Linked DNA regions of Mus musculus: region 1 is linked to region 2. A link is a contact called in ENCODE Hi-C or POLR2A ChIA-PET data. All regions are on one chromosome and are shown on one strand. Each heading gives the region's core, a stretch centred on a gene start or an enhancer-like site at or near the end of the contact. The rest is flanking DNA. Distances are from core to core; before and after follow the strand shown. Region 1 holds the start of Rplp1 (ribosomal protein, large, P1). Region 2 holds the start of Tle3 (transducin-like enhancer of split 3).

Evidence for each region. A loop is a pair of places that touch in the nucleus more often than their neighbours do. ChIA-PET counts read pairs that join two places held with the same protein, here RNA polymerase II (POLR2A).
Region 1: POLR2A ChIA-PET joins it to region 2 with 10 read pairs in embryonic stem cell. The contact joins the promoter of Rplp1 here to the promoter of Tle3 in region 2. A Hi-C loop is called at or near these places in 1 of 37 maps with a recorded cell type or tissue (T-helper 2 cell). POLR2A ChIA-PET finds 5 or more read pairs at or near these places in 3 of 5 experiments (Patski and embryonic stem cell).

Annotation. Positions count from the first base shown.
Region 1 is chr9:61,912,348-61,916,001 of GRCm38, forward strand. It overlaps Rplp1 (ribosomal protein, large, P1), which reads right to left and starts at 2,163. Exons shown (of 3, transcript NM_018853.3): 1 at 2,010-2,163; 2 at 1,541-1,615; 3 at 936-1,174. The coding sequence starts at 2,081. The coding sequence ends at 977.
Region 2 is chr9:61,370,050-61,373,998 of GRCm38, forward strand. Tle3 (transducin-like enhancer of split 3) reads left to right here and starts at 2,317. Exons shown (of 20, transcript NM_009389.2): 1 at 2,317-3,412; 2 at 3,904-3,949. The coding sequence starts at 3,389. Gm34157 (a long non-coding RNA gene) reads right to left here and starts at 441. Exons shown (of 3, transcript XR_379512.3): 1 at 335-441; 2 at 111-238.

The DNA of each region.
Region 1 (3,654 bases), core at 913-3,412, 540 kb after region 2:
AATGCCCCATCAAGGAGGTGAGCCTCAAGGACCAGAACATCCATTTTCATTGGGCAATACAATCCTTAGCATTCCATGTCAGAAGTGTAGACGTCAAATTGAGCAGAACCTGGAGGCCCAGAACTATTTGAGCTAAATAACAGCCTATGGCCAGGCATGCTGTGTCCATTATCCTACACGTGGGTGGCAGGTTACAAGATTATAAGCCCAGGTTCACAATACTATCACTGGGCCATATCAGTTTTGTCTGTGTAGCCCTGGGACTCACTTTGTAGACCAGGCTGGCCTCAAACTCAGAAATCCACCTGCCTCTGCCTCCCAAGTGCTGGGAAATGAAAGGCGTGCACTACCACCAGCTCAGTTAATTTCAATACAACCAAAACCATACATAATAAAACTTATGTTTTGTAGTTCAGGCTGGCTTTGAACCCACTCCCTAGCTTCTTCACTAAGGCAGAGGCAATGGGGTACCTGGCACTGTCAGCCCCAAGTCCTAAACTTTCTACATGAAGTTGTAGTTACACACCAAGCCTTGCTGCGTGACTGAATCCTTTAGGCTGCTGGTTTTACACCAGTGGACTGGTAGGTTCTCTGGCCCTTCTAGATGCTTCTGAGATCCTCAACAACTGTCAAGTTCTTCACACATGAACATCGGGAGACCCAGAGGTTATTTTGTTATTCTTGACAGTAAGAGTTAGCTCTCAGCCTGTCTGTCTGGCACTAAACAGGCTCTCTGAACAGTTGCTTGAAGGGGCTTCCTGGAGACAGACCCACCCATTCTCTACCCAGATCGTCTAGTTCTTTTGACCCAGGTCTTATTTATATAACTCATGGTGGCTTTGGTCAAGACCCTCCTTCCCTGACATTTTTTTGGGACCTGCTACCATCTCTGAAACTCCAAGAGCTTTGTGGCTTACAAGTGAGACCAGTCCACCTACAGGTTCAGCTCTTTATTAGCCAACTTAACAAAAGCAGTTTAGTCAAAAAGACCGAAGCCCATGTCATCTTCAGACTCCTCGGACTCTTCCTTCTTTGCCTCCACTTTCTTCTCCTCAGCTGGGGCGGCGGCAGTGGATGGAGCAGCACCACCAGCAGGCGCAGCTCCAGCTGCTGGAGCGGGCCCACCAGCCCCTACATTGCAGATGAGGCTCCCAATGTTGACATTGGCCAGAGCCTACAACAGAGACATAGAAAAGGCTTTTAGTTTTGTGCTGCAAGATTTAATGATTCAATTAAGCTCTTTTCACCCATGAGACCAAAGCAATGTTCAGGACTACAGGGAATCAATATACAACTGCCACCAGTTGATTGACCCCACTTGCCAGAAATAAAGCTGTTTGTATAAATAGAATGTAGCTATCCACTTTGCATGAATCTCACTGCTTCAAATGCCCAAACTTAAGAGGCAACAAAACTCATTCTCAAGCCATGGACCGTGAAGGCCTGACATAAAAGCCACATCAATAAGTACAAACTAAGATACAAAAATCAAGGCTGGTGGTGGAAATCGTACATTACCAAGTGTAACCCCAAAACTTACCTTGGCAAACAAGCCAGGCCAGAAAGGTTCGACGCTGACACCAGCTGCTTTAATGAGGGCATTGATCTTATCCTCCTGGAACACAAACGCCAACCCGTCAGAACGATCAGAATGCGGCTAAAACTCAGTCACTTATACAGAGTTAAGTTTCGTACTTGGGCTAAAGTCAACCTTAAAAAAGACAAGGCCAGGTTTGAAGGCTCAGCGGGCTGTGGGATTGTCCCGCAGGCCTGACGACCTGAGTTCGAGGCCTAAAACTTAGATAAAAACAGCCCACTCTAAACAGTAGGCCTAACATGCGCGCTCGGGACCGCCATTCACCTGTCTCGGGTTGGGCCGCGCGGGGAGGACAGAGCGCATACGCCTCACAGGCCTCCAAGTCACCGAATGCCTGAGAATGCGAAGTCCGGGCGGAGCCGGGTGTCCGCCGCACAAACACGTGGCCGGCCCGGGGTTATCCCGCACTTACCGTGACCGTCACCTCGTCGTCGTGCAGGATGAGGGCGGAGTAGATGCAAGCGAGCTCGGAGACGGAAGCCATGCTGTAGACTGCCGGCACGGTGCTAGTCGCCGGATGAAGTGAGGGCCTCACCCCAACGCGGCCTTAGCTTCCTCGGAAGGACCGAGCACCTTGGCGGCAGCTGAGGAAAAGATCATATACGCCTGCGCGCAGCTTCTTATGGGACCGCGCCGACCAATCGATGCCCGACTCGAGACGGAAGGGGCAGGGCCAAAACCGAGAGGAGGCGCGTCTGCAGAACGCAGTTCCGGATTTGCGCGTTCGACTTCCGGTGCGATTGGCCTTTGGGGCTTGCGAATATTACAAGTGCTCAACAGTAGAGATTAACAGGCTAAAGGGAGAGAGCTATCGGGGGAGACGTACTGCTTAAACTGACAGGCGCGTTCCCACGGCTTGGGTACACTGAAAAGTCGCTCTCCGCCTCAAGCCTTGCGGATCACGTGGTGGACTTCCCAACCCACCCTCACCCCGGGCGTGCGCGCCGTAGTAACTGTGTCTGTGATGAGGTTGATAAATACCACCCGGGACCCGGAGTTGCATATCAAATGCAATATATCGTGGTTAATGTTTAATTCATTACATTGAAAAAGCACAGAGGGGCGGAAGTTAAGCCATCTTGCAGCTCTCAGGTTTGGCTCCCGCACCCCGAAAAGTGCCAGGAAATCCAGTAACAGGGGCTCTGATCCTGACAGAGGTCAGCAGACACGCTCAAGTACACATAAAAGTAAACACTCTTTAAAGTGTCACGCGAGGTATGGTGAGGAAAAAACCCACAGAAGTAGGAGACCACGTGATAAAATTCGGCAACTAATTATATAGAACCCCTAGAAAACCAGGAGAGTAACTTTGATGCGCAGACATCAAAAGCAAGTATCAATAAACAAACGTTTTCCTTTGCCTCTCTTTTAGTGCATGGTACTTTGTCACAGCAATAGAAACCCCAAGTGCTCATATACACAATTAAATAAAAACACCCCTCAGGTTAGGGTACAGCTCGTGTGTGGTCAGCTTGTGTAGAGGTGACCTTGGTGCTAGAAACTTGCAACTAGAATGTAGTGCATACTAGATTAAGTGGTTTCTTTAAAGTTAATAAAATTCTAATCTCAGGACCACAAAGAAGCTATGAAACAGCAAAAGGAACCTAAGTAGAGCAATATAGTTTTCACAGATAAGAGCCTAAAACGGAGAATTTTCTCCAAGTAATATAGTTCCAATCAAAATTCTGTTCATGATCTCAGTGGAATTTGACATGGCCTTCAGTCTAAACACACACACACACACACACCCTGACAGGGTGTCATGTACCTCAGCTGGCCTTGAACTTGCTATGTGGTTGAAGATTACCTGGAATGTTGGATCTTCCTCCCCTGCCTGGGATTGATTTTAAGTATCCAGGTCATGCTGGGCTAGGGATTAACTCCAGGGCGGGTACACACTAAGCACTCCAGCCACTCAGCTACATCTCAGACCCCCTTAAGCTTACTTTGAGACATGCTCTTTTTTTTTTTTTTTTTTTTTTTTTCTTTCCGAGACAGGGTTTCTCTGTGTAGCCCTGGCTGTCCTGGAATTCACTATGTAGACCAGGCTGGCCTTG
Region 2 (3,949 bases), core at 1,067-3,566:
AGCACTCCTAAGACCAGAACAACAACAACAAAACTAAATGCAAGTTTAAAGGGGGGCGGTGGAGATGGAAAATCTCAGACTTCCTCCTGAACGCGGCCCATAGAAATTACCTATTTCAGACGTGCGCAGGAGTAGGAACACCGTGGAGTTTGGGTTTTGATTTTCTTCCTTTTTTTTCTTTCTTTCTTTCCTTTTTCTTCTTCTTTTTTTTTTCTTCAGGGTTTGTGTGTGTTTTTACCTTTTATTATTTAAATTGATACGTTTCATTACTAGGGAGAAAAATAAAATATTCCTTTGATACACAAAATCAAATTGATATTTAGCCTCTGCTTACTTTTTTATGCATGGCTCCTTTATACCACATGGTAGTGACAGATTGTTTGAGCTGGAAGGAAAAGCCATTCAAAGCTAATTAAGCAGCCATTCCAAGCACTATTTGCAAGCGGGAGGCTCAGAAGCCTCGGCATTTGTCAGCGCTCCCCCACCCCTCGTGGTTTTGACTGACAGCTCTGGCTAAGGACTGACAGCTCTCGGAATCTCCACCAATTACTAGTCGAGAGTCTCTTTGCTGGTCTGTGATTGGGTTTTAGACTTGCTCGGGGGCGTGGCCGGCGCGCCCCACGTGGGGGCTGGAGCGAGAAAGGGGCGGGCCGGGTAGGAAGCGGGTGCGCCCACCCGTGACGTAAGGGGGAGGGCAGAGAAGGGGGAGGGGAGAGGGAAGCTCCAAAGAGGAGCCATTTTGAGACTAATGGATGCTTTGGCCAGATGCTCGCATCTGTCGAGCTAGGCTTCTCCCTGCCCCCTCCCCCTTTTCGGTGCGCATCGTACACGATTTATGTTTTTATTTAGGAGAATAAATAAATGAAGAGGGGAGCGTGGTCGAGGCCGGAGCGGGCGCTGAGAGGCTCCATCTCGGGGCGGCCGCTCACGTGGAGGTCCCCGCGCGCTCCCAGCTACTCATTAAGATGCAAACGCGAAACTCAGGCTCCTAATGAGGGGAAAATATAGATTCCGGGGGCGCGCGGCCGGCTCGCGCGCGCCCGCAACGGGCCAGGAGCGTGTGCTTGCGTGCAAGCTTGGTGGGAAAGCCGGGAGGGACCCGAGGACACCTGGGCGGCCCACTCGGCGTTGGTTCTCCGAGGCCGGCGGACCTAGGGTGGGCAGTGTGCCCTGACGTGACCCTTGTCTGCGAGCAGATGGGCCCCAGAGTCGAATATCTACGCCTCCTTGGGTGTCTATGCTGGTGACCAGGGACGCTCCAGGCTCGCAGTCGCTCTTCCACGGGTGGCTGCCGATGCATGTGCCCAGGCAGGCCATCAGGCCAAGAAACGGGGTCGGAACTCTGGGTCGTAGCCAGGAGGGCCCCAACTCCGTGCTTTCCCTTCTTCACCATCTCGGGCCCGGAGCACTGCTGAGGAACCCGCCTTGGCAAGGCTGCGGCCAGGACGTAGCTGTCCCCAAAGGGCAAGAGCCCCAAATGGGGCTAGCCGCACTACTGAGCCTGTTGTCCGCAGACTGCCAGGCCCTTCCATCTGCGCGGCCCGCCAAGCCAGAGTTCTCAGACTTCCCCCTCGCCGGCAGCCGCCTTGCATCAGAGGCGCTGTTTATTTGGCTTTCTGAAAAGAAGGGCGAATGAACAAAGGAGAAAAGCGGGGCGCCCAAGGGTGGGAGAGGGGGCAGAAACGGATAAAAGAAAGAGAAACTCAGTTTGGAGAACAGTCTTAGAGGTCGGAGGTAACTTTGGGTGCCAGCATTTTATCGGTCCTAAATCTTTTGAAGTGAAAACATTAAACTGACAAAGTGATTCTGTTTGTTTTATAGTATCTAATTGGGCTGCTTTGCAACCCTAATGAGATTAGAGGGGGGCAATCGTTCGCCGCCTCTGCAGAATCAACTGATCCATTACTACCAGCCACAGGTTTTAAGGATTGTACAGCTTGTCCTTTTTTCCCCCCCTTTTGTTGTTACTCGTTTTCTCCTTCTCCCCTCCCGCCAAATAATTATTTGCTAGTAGATCGTGGGAAAAAAAGAAGAAAAAAAACCTAGCAGCCCAGGACTATAATATATATCTATTTATTATATGTCTTTCGGTTAATTCCTGATGTGAGGAGCGCTGTTTTTCACTCCCAAGCGAAAGTCACCAGCGGGTAGGGCCTGATTGCTACTTTTCATGCATAGTTTTAGACACAAGAGGGCATTGTGACGTCGCGCCTGGCGGCGCCCAGTCGCAGTCCGAGTCCCGTGGCCCCACGTGGGAGCCTCGCACTCCCATTGGCCAACGCTAGGCGAAGCCGCCACATTATTTTGTTACTTTTCAGTCCCTATTTGGAACTGCTCTCGCGGCAGTTCAGACCTCGTGCTCGGCCCCCTTCGCCTGTCTGTGTGTGGTATCCGCAGGTCCGAGGCACTTTTTTTTTTTTTTGAGTGCGTGTACGTGTGTGTGTTGAGTGCGTGTGCTTGTGTGTTTTGGGGGTTTGTCGGGGCGCGGAGAGGAGAGCCAGGCTGGGAGGAAGGAAAGAAGCCGCAGAGCTCCCGGGCTCGGGCTACGTCTCCCCCTCCGGTGCTCTCCAGCCTGCGCGCTCCTAGGCGGCAGGACGCAGACCGCTCCTCGCCAGAGACGCGGCCGATCCACTTGAAAGCAGAGGACCCCTTCGCCGAGGCTTCCTATGCCGGCTGGAGTTAGGATGCCACGGCTCATTATTTGCACCGACTGAGCCCGGAGTTCCTCCTCGACCCTGGGAAGGGCTGGCGGCGGCGGCAGGAGCAGACGGAACAGCAGGCTCTCCTCTCCGAGGGGGGTGGGGGGGCGTCGAAGCGTCCTCGCTGGGCTCTAGCCCTCACCCACGGTCCTCAAGCCGTCACCTCGGTGGCCTGCTTCCTTTCTCTTCTCGCCGCGAGCTCCGGGCCCGACCGCCTCTGGGATCTGACCCGCGCGCCCCGGATGCTCCGGGCTGCCCAGACGCGCCCCCCTCCAGCCTCATCGTCCTGATTGACCCGTGAGGGGACAGGAGAATCCCCCTTCCCGCAAACCCCCGGCCTCGGGATTCCGCACTGGAGCCGCCAGGGAGCCGATGATGTCCACGCAGACCCGGCTTCTGACACTGTTCACGCAGCCGGGGGAAGGCGGCCGGCCGCAGCCGGCCGAGCCCTAGGCGCACAAAGCGCGAGCCCGCCGACGACTTTGCCGCTCGCTCCGCCGCTCTTTGTCTGCACTTGGGGCGCACGCCCGACTCTGGGATTTCGCTGCGAGAGCGGGCTGGGGGGGCCGGGGGCGAGCTCTCGGTTCCCCGGCCGCCCCCCGCTCGGGCTCGCCTCCCCCCTCCCCCGCACGTCCCCGGCTCGGGCTCTCAGCGCTTCCAAGCTCTCGGAATCGCGACCCCTCCCTGCCATGTATCCGCAAGGCAGACATCCGGTGAGTAATTGCAACTAGGCTTATTTAAGCATCTATCATGGCAGGGTAAACGAGGCAGTTTATCTAGCACCTCCATTTTGCTTGTTGCTACCTTTATGGTGCGCGCGCGTGTGTGCGCTCACACAAAGGGGCTGGGTGGGTGGGGGCGCCGTAGAGAGCCAAGGGTAATTGCGCTCGAGTGGCCCGGGCGGCCTGCGTTGGAGGGGGACGCTGGCTTCCGCCCCGGCCCCTCTCCTAAGTCTTCCAACTCGCGCTCTCGGCACTTGGCCGCCAGAGCCCTTTTGGCTTTGGGGGTGGTCGGGATGCCCGCTTCCGGGCCCCGTCGGGAGAGCGTTGAAAAACTTGCTGGGAAGGTTCTGGGCTGTGGGGTGGTGGCCTTGCCGGAGGCTCCCGGCGGGGAGGGGGCCAGGGACCCAGAGGAGGCACGGGGCCGCGTGGAGCCCTTCTGATGTGCCCACTCCTCTCCCCTATGTTGTCCTTGTGGGCTCCAGGCACCCCATCAACCCGGGCAGCCGGGATTTAAATTCACTGTGGCCG